2 separate regions of the Homo sapiens genome follow, and region 2 is linked to region 1. A link is a contact called in ENCODE Hi-C data. All regions are on one chromosome and are shown on one strand. Each heading gives the region's core, a stretch centred on a gene start or an enhancer-like site at or near the end of the contact. The rest is flanking DNA. Distances are from core to core; before and after follow the strand shown.

Region 1 (7,543 bases), core at 291-2,790:
TGGGGCTACAGGTGTGTGCCACCATGCCTGGCTAATTTTTGTATTTTTAGTAGAGACAGGGTTTCACCATATTGGCCAGGCGGGTCTCCAACTCCTGACCTCAGGTGATCCACCCGCCTTGGCCTTTCAAAGTGCTGGGATTACAGGCGTGAGCCACCACGCCCAGCCAAGATTCAGTCTTTATAGAATAAAATTTTTCTCACATTTTTTATCACCTTTTCTTCTTTTTTCCTCTTTTTCCATTGCCCGTGTGAAGTTGGCTTGGATTGGCATGAAAGGGGCACTTAATCCTGAAGAGAGTCTACTCTTCTACCTAAAAAAAAATATTAGGACTTAAAAGAATTAGGAGAAACAGTGCCTTCAAATTTTATCTCCCTTTTCTTGGATCATTTTGCCTCAGATTAGCTGTTCTTTGTGTAAAATACTCTGGGAAGTGGTGTCCAGGGTGCGGGGCTATGGAATCCCAGTCACTGGGCAGTGGGGATGGAAGACCTTGCTCCACGAACTCCCCAGTCTCCTGGAAAGGCTGCTGGCCATCCACTCTGGGCCCCACAGGGAGGATTGCCATGGTGAGGGCCTCCCAGTCCAGGGGTTGACAGTTAAGTCTGCAGACTCAGAACCCTCAGTTGTCACTCACTGCGAGTAGCAACATCTCCCAGGAGTGTAGCCTTTATGTGAATCAAGCACTGATGGTTTGAAATAAAAAATGTCATCAGATTTTTAGAATCAGAAAGAACTTTAAAGATCACCTAATGATAATCTAAATGCTTCCTATTTTATAGATAAGGAAAACTGAGGGACCAAGAGGTTTGTCCCAGTTACATGGCTGATGAGGGGCAGAAACAGGATTAGAAATAGTTTCTCCAGTGACCTTGACCCGTCGTTTTTGCTTATGCATTAATGCAGACTGCACCTTGGGGAACCAGCGTCTCTAACTGTAGGGACCTGCCAAGGTGTACCAATAGTATTAGGGTGCCGGTTTCACTGCTAGAAGTTTCTGGAGCAGTTGGGTGACTAACAGTGAGGATACAGGCCTGCATTTCCACTCTTCTTCTAAGTCACATTCTGGTCGTGGCTGTGTGTGTGTGTACACAGTGGCTCAATTATGGATCACTACATCCTCAACCTCTTGGGTTCGAGCAGTCCTCCCACCTCAGCCTCCGAAATAGCTGGGACTACAAGCACACGCCGTCACACCTGGCTAATTATTTTTTGTAGAGAAGGGGGTTTTGCTACGTTGCCCAGGTTGGTCTCAAACTCCTGGCCTCAAGCAATCCTCGTGCCTGGGAGGATCTTAACCCAAGAAGACAAGGAATGCTTCTTGAAAGACATTATCCAAATGAAATACAGTGAGAGTTGCTAAATACTTTGTTACTAGTCTTCCAGTTAGGACTTATCCTTCCAGGGCAAATGTTCAGACCTGGGGGCCGCACATTTTCCTGAATGCATTCCAGGTTGGCAGCACATAAGACTTCAATTGAGGGGGAAGGTGGGCTGTTCACCTGCCCAGGTGCTTTAGCCCAACTCTCCTGCCCCAGGTGCACCCTGGACAGCCAAGTGCTGTCTGTGGCACTGTAATCAGTGGCGTATTTCTCCTTACTCTATATTTACCAAGTTGATATACTGGAAGGATTCCAAGAGCAAGCGAGTGATAGCAGACAACTGAATGCAGTCATGTCTTTCCATGAAAACTGCTTTTCTTGGCTTTCTTCCAACAATGGTAGGTTGCCAAGAGAAAATGCTTTTGGCTTTACAAATGATCTGGCCGTAGTCTGGGGTGGTTCTGGTTCTTTATGTCATTGAAAATGATAAATATTTCTGGCTATTCAATTATTTAGCAAACTTTTGCTCTTGATGTACTGAACTGTGTTGTTTTTTTACACCTTATATGAATTTGTGGTTTTACATGTATACCAACTTGTGGAGAAAGATGCTAAAAAAACTCCAGCTTGAAAAATATGTCAGGTTAGGCTGAAGCCACATCAAATGGAAGTTTGTTGCTGTGTCGTGGCTGGCTTATGAGTGGTAGTTGCATCCATTTCTTTTTTCGTGGGAGTGTTCTTTCATGTTCAGTTCTTCTATGTTTTGGTTTAAATTTTAACCCAAGAATGTTAGGCTAGGGTATTTTAATCATATGTCATTATTGCTTATGATTTAAGTTTGAAATAAACACCCTGAGTTTATTGTTCTTAAAGCTAAAAAACAATGTAGAATGAAAACTGGAAACGCTTATGATTTACCAGGACAATTAGAAAATAATGGCCTTTTCAGAGTATTTCTACAAATAGCAAATGCACAAGATTGTTGTTGTCACAGTGTTTTTCTGAAAATGTCCCATAATCCAAATGCCAGTAATCCCAGCCGGCCTCTCCCTATCGTCCTACATGTTGGAACCACTCTCCACCATTACACGTTCTCTGTAAAGCATTCCTTTATTTCATTACTGTTTAAGCATGGTCAGGAAAGAAATCATATGTAGTGTAGAATGATTGCTCCCAAAGCTGTCTCTCACCTCCTCACCCCTAGTACTCACTGTCGCAGCTGCTCATCTTAGTGCTTCGCATATAGGAACTTGTTTAGTTCTCACGCAACCCTTAGAGGAGGTGCTGTGATCTCCATTTTACAGATGATAAAACCAAGGTGCAGAGAGGTTTAAGTAAATCCCTAGCAAGTGGTGGAGTCGCCATTCAGATATCCCCAGAGCCCACATAGTTGACCGCAATGGCATGTTGCCTCTATGGATGAAATTGTATTTGTGGCTGTGTTCCAATAAGAAAAATTTGGTTTTTTCAGAAAGAGGCATTGGGCTGCCTTTGGCCCACAGGCCGCACTTTGCCACCCTGTTTTCATAGACAGATCCTGTCTCTGTCCCGGCTACTGGCGTGAGGCCGGTGAACTTGAAGGAGACAGAGTTGCGTTAAGCGGGGAGGTGATGAGCCCCCGTGCAAGGGTGAAGCCTCTAGTGGGGGCTGTGGGGAGCGTCTGCTGAGTTCTCAGGCTGATTTAGTGTGTCCCTGCCCTTTCCGGGGGGCCCCTTCCTCACCTATAAAGTGGTAGGTTTTAGCTAGTCTTATTTCTCCACTTGTCTTTGCAAAGCTTATTACTGAACATCATATTTTGGTTCCTTTTTGTGTGTTTTTGACCAGCATCAGTGACACCCCCCAAAGCCCACTTCCTCTGAGTGGTCTGCTGTGTATTGTGGCTTGAGGCGTGTCTTGAGGTGTGAGGAAAACTGCTGAAGTAGTCAGCTGCTGCAAAAATGGACTTAGTGGGCTCCTCGGAACCACCTTAAGGCCAGGTGCGGTGGCTCACGCCTGTAATCCCAGCCCTTTGGGAGGCCAAGGCAGGCGGATCACTTGAGGTTAGGAGTTTGAGACCAGCCTGGCCAACGTGGTCTTTAGTAAAGATGGGGAAACCCCATCTCTACTAAAAATACAAAAATTAGCCAGGCGTGGTGGCACGCGCCTGTAGTCCCAGCTACTCAGGAGGCTGAGACGGGAGAATCGCTTGAACCAGGGAGGCAGAGGTTGCAGTGAGCTGGGACGGTGCCACTACACTCCAGCCTGGGCAACAAGAGTGAGACTCCATCTCAAAAAAAAAAAAAAAAAAAAAGAAAAGAAAACCTAAACATCAAACTCGGCACTTGTTGCACTGAGAGTTTCTGATGGCCTGGCCGACTCTAGGTCAAGTTCTGCGTCGCAGTGCCATTTCTGGCCGTCCTCCTCCCCGGCCCCCCATTGGTCACATGGTGGCCCCCTCAGGTGCATACTCATAAGTGGTTATGGTCAACCCCTTCTTGTGAGTGTGCACTTCAAAATGACGTTTGGAGATGAAAACTGGGGGAGTTTGTTTGTCGGAGTGGTTGTTCTTATGAGTGGTTGATGTCTCTGGAAGTGGACTATTTGCAAAGGCTCCCATACATGGCTCAGGGTTGTGTGAGATGAGGAACCAGCTTGCCCTTCCCTGAAAATGAGGGGCATGGAGGAAGTTTCCTTCCTCCAAGGACAGGTATTCTTAATCTTTAGGAGATCTTAGAGTGACCCTCAGAAATGAACATCACACAAAATTGTGAACTGGTGCCCACCCAAATGCTCCCTCCCCTGCCCCCATGGACTGCCTGGCCCATTGCCTCCCCCCAGTGGAGTTTGGCCTGCAAAGAACGTGTTTCTCTGACCTTTTCGACAGAAGAGCCAGAAAATGGATGCTTGGCTTGCTACTATTGTAGAAACCTGTTCTGGGGAAATACTTCTATTTTGATGATTTCTTCTATAACCTTTCAGTCTAAACCCCTTTTCAATATCAGGAGTTTTTCTGATGATATTGAAGGACTTGACTTGACTTTTCTCTCTCCTTAAACCCTTAATTAGTTTTTGGATTTCCATTTACTAACTTTTTTACGAGACTAGATCTCACTTGAGAGAAGGGGGAGTTAGGTGAGTAGTAGAGAGATTCTCCTGGTTAGTGAGTGGAGAGAATCTTTCTGGTCTTTCTGAGCCTGGAGCTTGTTTTCTTACTAATGTTTTGATAGCTGTCATATCATTACAAGTAGAAAATGATAGTATTTGTCCCACACACTGAGGTAAACAGAGGAGGCTGTTGGCAGCCAGAAGTGACCATGGAGGCTGATGGGTCAGTAATTCTGTGTGCAAGTGGAAAGCTCTGGGTAAGGGCATGAGTGGGGCCTTGTACCAAAGTCAGGGTTTTCCTGGCCCAAAGATGTAGCACAGAGGACCCATTTTATAGCCAGACTGGACTTGTGTATCTGCTGTGATCACACACACCCGTTTCACCATTCTGAAAACCAACTCCGAAGGCCTGTTCTCGTTCTGCCCGACTTTTCAGCATGGGAAAGTAGCTGTCCACTCCTGTCCACTCCAACTGGTAGCTGAGATCCTTGTTTGGAAGTTTTGAAGATAGAAAGGGCACTGTTCCTGCTGCCTCTTCCGATGCCCCCTCCAGCCATTGCTGACCCTCTTTGTGCCTTGACTTTGGTCACTTGTTCGTGGTTCTTTGACCACCTCCTTCCTGGCTCTATTCCTAGGGGCTGCGTGGCATGGTGGTGCTTTGGCGTGTTCATTCATTTGGGTCCTTCCGCTGCATCCCTGGTATGTTGCAGGGGATGCAGAGAATGTTCCAGGAAGGTGAGAAGTTTTATCCTAGTTTTGTGACCAAAACAGGTTCAGGATAGATTATTACAAACATTTATGTGACAGATAATCCTCTAGAGCCGTGTGGTACTTTGTACTTTCCGTGGTACCCATGTCTGCTGGAGTAGATGGACAGTCACAGTCTGCCTTTTCCCTCCTCTTTGTTGATCATGGTCACTCACCTACTTGCCAGACAGTTCAGACCCGCAGCCACAGGATTTAATGGATGGGCTAGGCTCAGCACCAGGATTTGCTGCAGGTGCCTCTTTGTATTGTTCTTGGGTTTTGAGCTGAACTTAAAGAGGAATTTCCTCATCAGAGCTCACACTGCAGTCATGTTAAGGCTAATCCAGTTTCACCCCCATTCTTTCTTGGGGGCAGTGGTTGGAGTTGGGGAAACCTCAGGATCTGGCTTCAATATTTTTCTTATCATACACAGGGACTATGCATTACATATTTTTACTCTCTGAGTGAAGTGATAGAAAACAGAAGTAGGTTCTCAAACAGTTAATTGATTGATACGCTTGGTCACAATGCTTTTTAATGGGAAACCTGGGAGAGCTGTGAGGCATTGTTTAATTTAGTTTCATTATGGAAGCTCTTGTTCTTTTTTTGGGTACTTACTATAGTTAACTTTTCCTATTTTCTGAGATTAAACTTGAATTAAATGCTTAAAGGAGTTCTGTTAGGAAGAACAGAGTAAAAGAAACTTCTAATATGTATGGGCTGTTGTTGAATGAGGCAGAATATAAATACTTTATGGGTTTTAATTTGTTAATATATAAATTTTACTATTAACTGAACAGTTGCCTATTCTCTGTTCTGCTTTTTTAATTTTATTTAAAAGAGTGTATGGAATACAAAAAAAAAGAATGAATAAGACTTTGTATTTGCTAGCACAACAGGGTGACTATTCAAAAATAATTTAATTCTACATTTTTAAATAACTGAAAGACTGTAATTGGATTGTTTATAACACAAAGGATAAATGCTTGAGGTGACGGACACCCCATTTAACCTGGGTGTGATTATTACACAGTGCATGCCTGTAAAAAAAACTCATGTAACCCATAAATATATATACCTACTATGTACCTCCCAAAATTAAAAATGAAAAAACTTTTTAAAAGATTATATAGAGGTTCTCTAGCAGCATTAAACCAAATCCTGATGAACCTCCATTGAAAATAAAGCCAGCTTTACAAAAAAAAAAAAAAATTTTTTTTTTTTTTTTTTTTGAGATGGAGTCTCCCCTCTGTCATCCAGGCTGGAGTGCAGTGGCAAGATCTCAGCTCACTGCATTTTCTGCCTCCCGGGTTCAAGCAGTTTATTCTGGCTCATCGTGGGATTATACGCACGCACCACCATGCCTAGCTAATTTTTGTATTTTTAGTAGAGATGGAGTTTCACCATGTTGGCCAGGCTGGTCTCGAACTGCTGACCTTAAGTGATCCGCCTGCCTTAGCCTCCCAAAGTGCTGGAATTACAGGCATGAGCACCCAGCCTACCAAACTATTATCAAGTACCTGTTGGGACGTTTAAAGAAATGTAGATTTTCATTAATTAGCGTTAGACATCTTGATTTTAGTATTTCATTTTGGGCATTGGTCCTAAGAAGTATATGTTAGCCTAGGGTGGGGGACCACAGTGCTCAGTTTGATTAATGGAGAATAGATATATACTAGGAATTCAGAAATCTAGAATCTCTAGAAGCAAATGGTTTTTATTCATAACTGCAGGCTAGGACCAGTGCATGGCTCTTGAGTTCTGCCAGGAGGTGGTTTGGCACCAGGAGGTAGCCTTGCCTGGGCAATGAGCAGTGATACCCTGTGAGAGAGCTGACCTCTTTAGCCTGGTTATTAACTTTCTCTGATAAGGAGAGGCTGGGGCTGGCCCTGGTGCCAGAGATTTGAACCCTAACCTCCTGCATGTAGCCTGGGTTTTGTTTTTATCATAGGCTAAAGACGGGAATTTTTTCCCCTATTTTTGAGAATTGTGTAGATCCCTATGAGCTGGACGTTCCTTACATACCGTTCATGATCTTTGACTTGCCATCTTTTTTACCTTGTGAGAATCAAGGTAAAAACTTGTTGAGACTGTTTCCTTCACTCTCTTATCTGATGGCCAAGAAGAAAAGGTACAAACACGTTTTTGATGAAATCTGTCAGAGCGCTTCCAAACACTGGGTTACCCTTTGAAATTGACCAGTTATGGCCAGGCGTGGTGGCTTATACCTGTAATCCCAACACCTGGGGAGGCTTGAGGTGTATGGATCACTTGAGGCCAGGAGTTTGAGGCCAGCGTGGCCAACATGGTAAAACCCTGTCTCTACTAAAAAATACAAAAATTTGCTGGGTGTGGTGGTGCATGCCTGTGAACTCAACTACTTGGGAGGC
Region 2 (6,636 bases), core at 2,484-4,983, 510 kb before region 1:
CGGCAGCTATCATGGGGGGAGAGCCAACAGCCTCCTCAGAGATTCCGCATCTGCTTCCCATGAGTCTCTTGGGGAAGACAAAGCTCACATTCTTCATTTTGCCATGAAACTGAATTTTATTTGCTGACAGAGTCTCGCTCTGTCACTCAGGCTGGAGTGCAAGTGGCACAATCATAGCTCACTGCAGCCTCGACCTCCTAGGCTCAAGCGATCCTCCCACCTCAGCCTCCCTGGTAGCTGGGACTACAGGCAGGCACCGCTCCTGGCTAATTAAAAAAAAAAATTTTCTTTTTTGTAGAGATCGGGTCTCTCCATGTTGCCCAAACTGATCTCGAACTCCTGGCCTCAAGCGATCCTCCTGCCTTGGCCTCCCAAAACGCTGGGACTACATGCCTGAGCCACCACGCTTGGCGAAACTGCGTCTTTTACAGGCATCGCCTCAGATCGCAGAGCTCAGAAGTGGAAAAACTATCAGATTTGCCAAGACCAGCTCGGTCGGGAGACTAATCCGGCGGCGCTAGAGGAATTAAAGACACATACGCAGAAATATAGCGGTGTGGGGTGGGAAATCAGGGGTCTCACAGCCTTCAGAGCTGAGAGCCTTGAACAGAGATTTACCCACGTATTTATTGACAGCAAGCCAGTCATTAGCATAGTTTCTATAGATTATAGACTAACTGAAAGTATTCCTTATGGGAAATAAAGGGATGGGTCTGGCTAGTTATCTGCAGCAGGAGCGTGTCCTTAAGGCACAGATCACTCATGCCATTGTTTGTGGTTCAAGAACGCCTGTGGCCGGGCGCAGTAACTCACACCTGTAATCCCAGCACTTTGGGAGGCCAAGGCGGGGAGATCACGAGGTCAGGAGATAGAGACCATCCTGGCTAACACGCTGAAACCCCAACTCTATTAAATAACAAAAAAAAAAATTAGCCAGGTGTGGTGGCGGGCGCCTGTAGTCCCAGCTACTCGGGAGGCTGAGGCAGGAGAATGGTGTGAACCCGGGACGCAGAGCTTGCAGTGAGCCGAGATCGCACCACTGCACTCCAGCCTGGGCGACAGAGCAAGACTCCGTCTCAAAAACAAACAAACAAACAAAAAGCCAAACGCTTTTAAGCAGTTTTTCCGCCCTGGGTGGGCCAGGTGTTCCTTGCCCTCATTCTGGTAAACCTACAACCTTCCAGCGTGGGCGTCATGGCCATCATGAACATGTCACAGCGCTGCAGAGATTTTATTTATGGCCAGTTTTGGGGCTAGTTTACAGCCAGATTTTGGGGGGCCTGTTCCCAACAAGATTCAAGGCCTGAAGCCAGATCTCCCGGGAACTGGCTAGCCGTGTCCTAACAGCCTTTTCTGACAGAGCAGGAGCCATGCTCCGGACTCCCGCCCTGTTTGACCCCAAAGATCTAGAACCAGGCCAGGGGGCAAGGAGCATCCTCTGAAATGGCCGGCAGGTAGCCACGCTCACCACCAAGGAACTCGCACCAGGCAAACCGAGAAAGTGGGCACAGCCAGGGGCCCCACCGCCCTCCCTGCAGAGGCCTAGAGGAGAGGCATCGCAAGCCAGGGAGCCCCAGGGCGCTGGGTCGCCACCAGGGGGCAGCTGGGGATTGTGGCCTGGCCTGGCCAGCTGGGGCAGGGTTGGTGGAGTTGACCAGCTGTATCTGGCGGTTAATATATAAATATGTAGAAATTATTTTTTACTGGAGATGGTATTCTTTTAGTATCACTTCCCATGCTGTAATTTTCATCATTTTTCTTAGAATTTCTCACTGGTTTAATTTTCATTTTCTTTTTGGAAATGGAGTCTCTCAGTCACCCAGGCTGGAGTGCAGTGGTGTGATCTGGGCTCACTGCAACCTCTGCCTCCCGAGTTCAAGCGATTGTCCTGCCTCAGCCTCCCAAGTAGCTGGGATTACAGGTGTACACCATCACACCCAGCTAATTTTTCTATTTTTAGTAGCGACAGCGTTTCACCATGTTGGCCAGGCTGGTCTCAAACTCCTGACCTCAGGTGATCTGCCCACCTCGGCCTCCCAAAGTGCTGTGATTACAGGTGTGAGCCACCTCGCCCCACCTGGTGTAATTTTCCTCACATGCAAATGATCTAACAGTATCCACCGACCCAAGAACAAGGTCAACACTTCATTCTAAACCCAAACTTCACATTCAGAGCAGCAATCTTTTCCTACGCGGTTAAACACGACATTTCCTTGCGTTTGTTCATTGGGATTATTACAACTTGAAAATCTAACTGCCGCACAATCACGCTGTGAGATCCCGTCTTTCGCGGTATTGGGGTCTTTACTCAATACCAAAGGGCGGCCATGGTGGACATAACTACTACATGGTGAAATACTTTGGATATGCCCCCGTGTGTTTCCCTGGGGGCTAGCATAGCCTGTGAGTGGGGAGAGATGCTGTCCACAGGGCAGGACAGGAAGGCAGCTCCCACGTCCTCCCCTTCTGCCCTGACTCTCCAAGCAAGTAGGGCATAAAATGGTCCCCCCTTCACTGGAGATCCTCTGCTTCTAGGGACACATCCCCAGACCCCACCCCAACATGGCTGACACGGGGGTCTCAGCACAGGGGGGCTGCCCACCTCTCCCAAGGCTGCATCATCAGAGCCAGGGCAGCTGCACTAGGCCGTGGGACCTAGGTCTGCGATTCGCCCCTGTTGGAGCTGTCAGATTGTTTGAATTTGCCTCCCAGGCCATGCATGGGCCAGGGGCTCCCAGAGATGCGGTGGGGTAGGGACCACACCCCCGCTAGCAGGTGGGTGGGTGACAGTGATGGATGGACCAGGGTCCCCTCCACTGTTTCTCTGGCTGGACAGGGAGTTGCCCTCTGCCTGAACCCCTGCCAGTTCCATCTGTCTATCTGTGTGTCTATCGTCCTGCTACCTGTTTATTTTTAGACACAGGCGCAATCCAGCCTCCCCGAAGCTCCTCTGTGCTGGAAGCCTGGACGGGGAGGAAGGAAGTAAATATTTATGCTGATGAAGAATTCAGGAGCCAGGAAGGGCTGGTGGCCTGGTCCCTTGGCTGGCCTGGGGCCACAGGCCTCCCCACAGCCTCTGTCCTCACCCCCACCCCCACCCTTCCGGAGAAGGGGACCACAAGGGCAGGATGGTTTGGGAACTGGGAATTCCAGCTGACGGGGACACTCACTGGCAGCGCTGCCCAAGCAACATCCTTTGGCACCTGCCCCACTGCCTTCCCAGGACAGATGGGGACTCGGGGAGCCAGGGGCCCTGAGTCACCTTGTTCTTAGGGCCTGCAGGGGACACTTCCCCAGGAGGAGCCTGTCTCCCCAGGTGGGGCCAGCCACACGGCCCAAAGCCAGAGGGAGGACTCCAATGCACCCCCTTCATCAGCAGGTCCAGTCCCCAGGGGCACCCCCACACACTTCCTGCCACTGGGTCCTGCCAGGGAGGCAGGGGTTCATTCCAATGCAGGCCAGAGCCCGGCACACGGCCTGCGTCCCTGCCCCCGGGAAAGGAAGGAGCTGCCCCCAGCCCTACACCTCCCAGCATCCCTGTTCCAGGCCCTCCCCACCCAGAGTTTTTCCTCCAATGGAGGCCCCACCCCAGAGGGGAGACGGTCAGTGACCCTGCTTCAGTTCTGACCTTGGCCAGGCTTAAAGCCTCCCCTTCCACCCCCGCCCCGACCGGCAGCAGCCAGTTCTGGGCTCTGCTCTGTGCTTTTGTTCCCGGCTGGGTGAAGGGGGCAGGCGAGAGCTAGGTTCCTGCTCTCCTGAAAGCCTCGGAGGCCCAGAGCGGGGAGCAGCGGGCCTGCAACCAGGGAACCCTGAGTGAGTGCCCATGAGCGGGTGGCCGTGGCTCTCCCCAGCGTAAGGCCGACAGCCTGGCTCTGGACAAGCTCAGCCAGAGGCCTGGGTGCTAATTACTGCGGGGTCCCGAGGGCAGGAGCCGGCTCTCGGTCAGGTGGGGGCACCCCGTGGATGCTCCCCGGGCGCAGCGCAAGGCCCGCCGGCCCCACGCCCCTCTGCGCCTCCTGGTGGAGCCTTCCGTTCCTCAGTTTCCCCCCGGTGGGACAGCGCAGCGTGGAGGGTGCACAGAGCCCAGGGCCGCGTCTCTCGAGCACTCAGCCTGGGATGCGCCCAGGGCAGCGCCCCCACACGCAAGGGCCCAGGGGTTGGGGCGAGGGCTGGGGTTGTCGGTGGGGGGTGGGGGTGGCCGCGGAACCGGCCGCTGCGCGGCTCCTCCAGCTGCAAAAGGAACTAATTAGAGCGGGGCGAGCGGGAGGAAGCGGCTGCGGCGAGGGAGGAAGCGCGCGGGGGCGGCCGCGGGGACCACCGGGACGGCGGGGGCTTCGGGGGACCGGGCCCTGCCCTTCCCACCCACCGCAGGGCGGGGGTCACCCGGAGGGTGGGCTGGGCGGGCCCCCCGCCACCCTGGCCGAGACAATGGCTGCTATTGTGTGCCCGACCGCAGCCCGAGCAGACGGCCCCCAGCTGCAGCGCTGGCGGAGCCACCCGGCCCCCCGCCCGCAGTCCCCGGCCAGGCCAGGTAGCCAAGGATCCCGCCCTGGCAGGCGGGGCCGGCCACTGTCCCCACCCTCCCTACTGGAAGGCACGGGGCGACCCAGCACACTCAGGGAAACTAAGGCCCGGAAAAGACAGTCTCTTCCAGGGCCCCTTGGCCTGGGGTGGGTCATACACCAGAGGGGGTAAAGGACCATTAGGTACTGACCACGTGTCAGGCCCATCTGTCCATGGATTCAATGACCCCTCTACAACCCTGCCTGGCAGTAGCTGCTGTCATTTTCCCGATCTCACAGATGGGGAAACTGAGGCTTGAGATCACTAGGCTAATAGGGAGCTGGTTGGAGTCCTGCTCTGAATAAAGCTCCTTCTAGGCCAGGCGCGGTGGCTGACGCCTGTAAGCCCAGCACATTGGGAGGCCGAGGCAGGAGAATCCCTTGAGTGCAGGAGTTCTACACCAGCCTGGGCAACATGGAAAAATCCCGTTTGAAGTAAAAAAATCAGCCGGTGGCCGGGCACGGTGGCTCATGCCTGTAATCCCAGCACTTTGGGAGGCCGAGGGCGGACCACCTGAGGTCAGGAGTTCCAGACCAGCCTGGCCAACATGGCGAAACGCTCTCTCTACTAAAAATACGAAAATTAGCCGGGCGTGGTGGCAGGTGTCTGTAATTCCAGCTACCCGGGAGGCTGAGGCAGGAGAATCGCTTGAACCAGGGAGGCAGAAGTTGCAGTGAGCTGAGATCGCGCCACTGCACTCCAGCCTGGGCGACGGAGTGAGACTCCATCTCGGAAAAAAAAAAAAAAAAAAAAATAGCTGGGCGTGGAAGCAGGGACCTGTGGTCCCAGCTACTCGGGAGGCTGAGGTGGGAGGATCGCCTGAGCCTGGGGAGTTTGAGGCTGCAGTAAGCCGAGATCACACCACTGCACTCCGGCCTGTCTCAAAAAACAACAAAAAAAGCTCCTCCTTTCCTGCTTGGGGGAGGGTGGCTGGCAGGCCCTAAGCCTGTGGAGGTGCAGGGTGCACTGGGGGGCTGTGTGCACCCACCCTGAGAACCACTTGGTCTCTTTGCAGAAGGAAGCGGGTCCTCTGTAAGATGGGGCTGCATCCCTGCCCCGCTCCCAGCAGCATGGGGTCAGGTGAGTGACCAGCGTGGCAGTGTTGTCAAGGGCAATGTGAGGAACACCCCTTGCCTTGGAGTGTCCTGCGAGTGCGCTTTTGGTCAGCAGTGGCCATTTAGCTGAGAACTTGGAGACAAGGCCTCAAGATGCATCTCTCAGAAGTCTATGTGGTCACCTTTGTTTTTTTTGTTTGTTTCTTTTTTGAGATGGAGTCTCACTCTGTCACCCAGGCTGGAGTGCAGTGGCACGATCTCAGCTCACTGCAAGCTCCGCCTCCCAGGTTCACAGCATTCTCCTGCCTCAGCCTCCTGAGTTGCTGGGACTACAGGCGCCCACCACCACACCCGGCTAATTTTTTTGTGTGTATTTTTTTAGTAGAGATAGGGTTTCACCGTGTTAGCCAGGATGGTCTCGATATCCTGACCTCGTGATCCGCCCACCTCGGCCTCCCAAAGTGCTGGGATTACAGGCGTGAGCCACCAAGTCTGGCCTTTTTTTTTTTTTTTTTTTTTTTTTTTAAGACACAGAGTCTTGCTCTGTCTCCCAGGCTGGACTGCAGTGGCGTGGTCATGGCTAACTGCCGCCGAGGCTCAAGAGATCCTCCTGCCTCAGCCTGCAGAGCAGCTAGGACCACAGGTGCACCACCACCACACCCAGCTCATTTTTAAATTTTTTATTTTGCAGAGATGGGGGGGTCTCCCTGTGTCATCCAGGCTGGTCTCGATCTCCTGGACTCAAGCCATCCTCCTGTCTCTGCCTCCCAAAGTGCTAGGATTACAGGCAGGAGCCACCACGCCCAGCCCGTCATCTTCTAATTTAACAGAAAGAGGAAGTGAGTCCCTGGTCACTCCTGAACCAGTCAGAGAAACCCTGGTCTGTGGGTGTCCCTGAGTCTATTACTGGAACCATCACTTCAGCAGTATGGTCTTACAGATGGGGAAACTGAGGGCTGAAGGGGGAGGCATCCAGCCCAGGCTGCACAAGTAGGTGGCAAACCCACAACCAGAAGCC

The links. A loop is a pair of places that touch in the nucleus more often than their neighbours do. Pooled maps may share reads with other maps.
Region 2: a pooled map of posterior vena cava shows a loop between it and region 1 (2.3-fold over the local background). The contact joins the promoter of GLIS2-AS1 here to the enhancer-like site in region 1. A Hi-C loop is called at or near these places in 1 of 50 pooled maps.

The regions. Positions count from the first base shown.
Region 1 is chr16:3,814,373-3,821,915 of GRCh38, reverse strand. The region is part of intron 2 of CREBBP (CREB binding lysine acetyltransferase); the gene reads left to right. Among named protein-coding and RNA genes, the nearest start is that of CREBBP, 63 kb to the left of the region's middle. Within about 2 kb of position 1,540, at least 7 of the 41 ENCODE cell types and tissues checked have a DNase peak (open chromatin) inside an H3K27ac peak, as active enhancers do.
Region 2 is chr16:4,325,437-4,332,072 of GRCh38, reverse strand. GLIS2-AS1 (GLIS2 antisense RNA 1) reads left to right here and starts at 3,733. Exons shown (of 4, transcript NR_110901.1): 1 at 3,733-3,813; 2 at 5,579-5,643. The region is part of intron 1 of GLIS2 (GLIS family zinc finger 2); the gene reads right to left. RefSeq lists enhancers at 2,505-3,505, 6,539-6,636.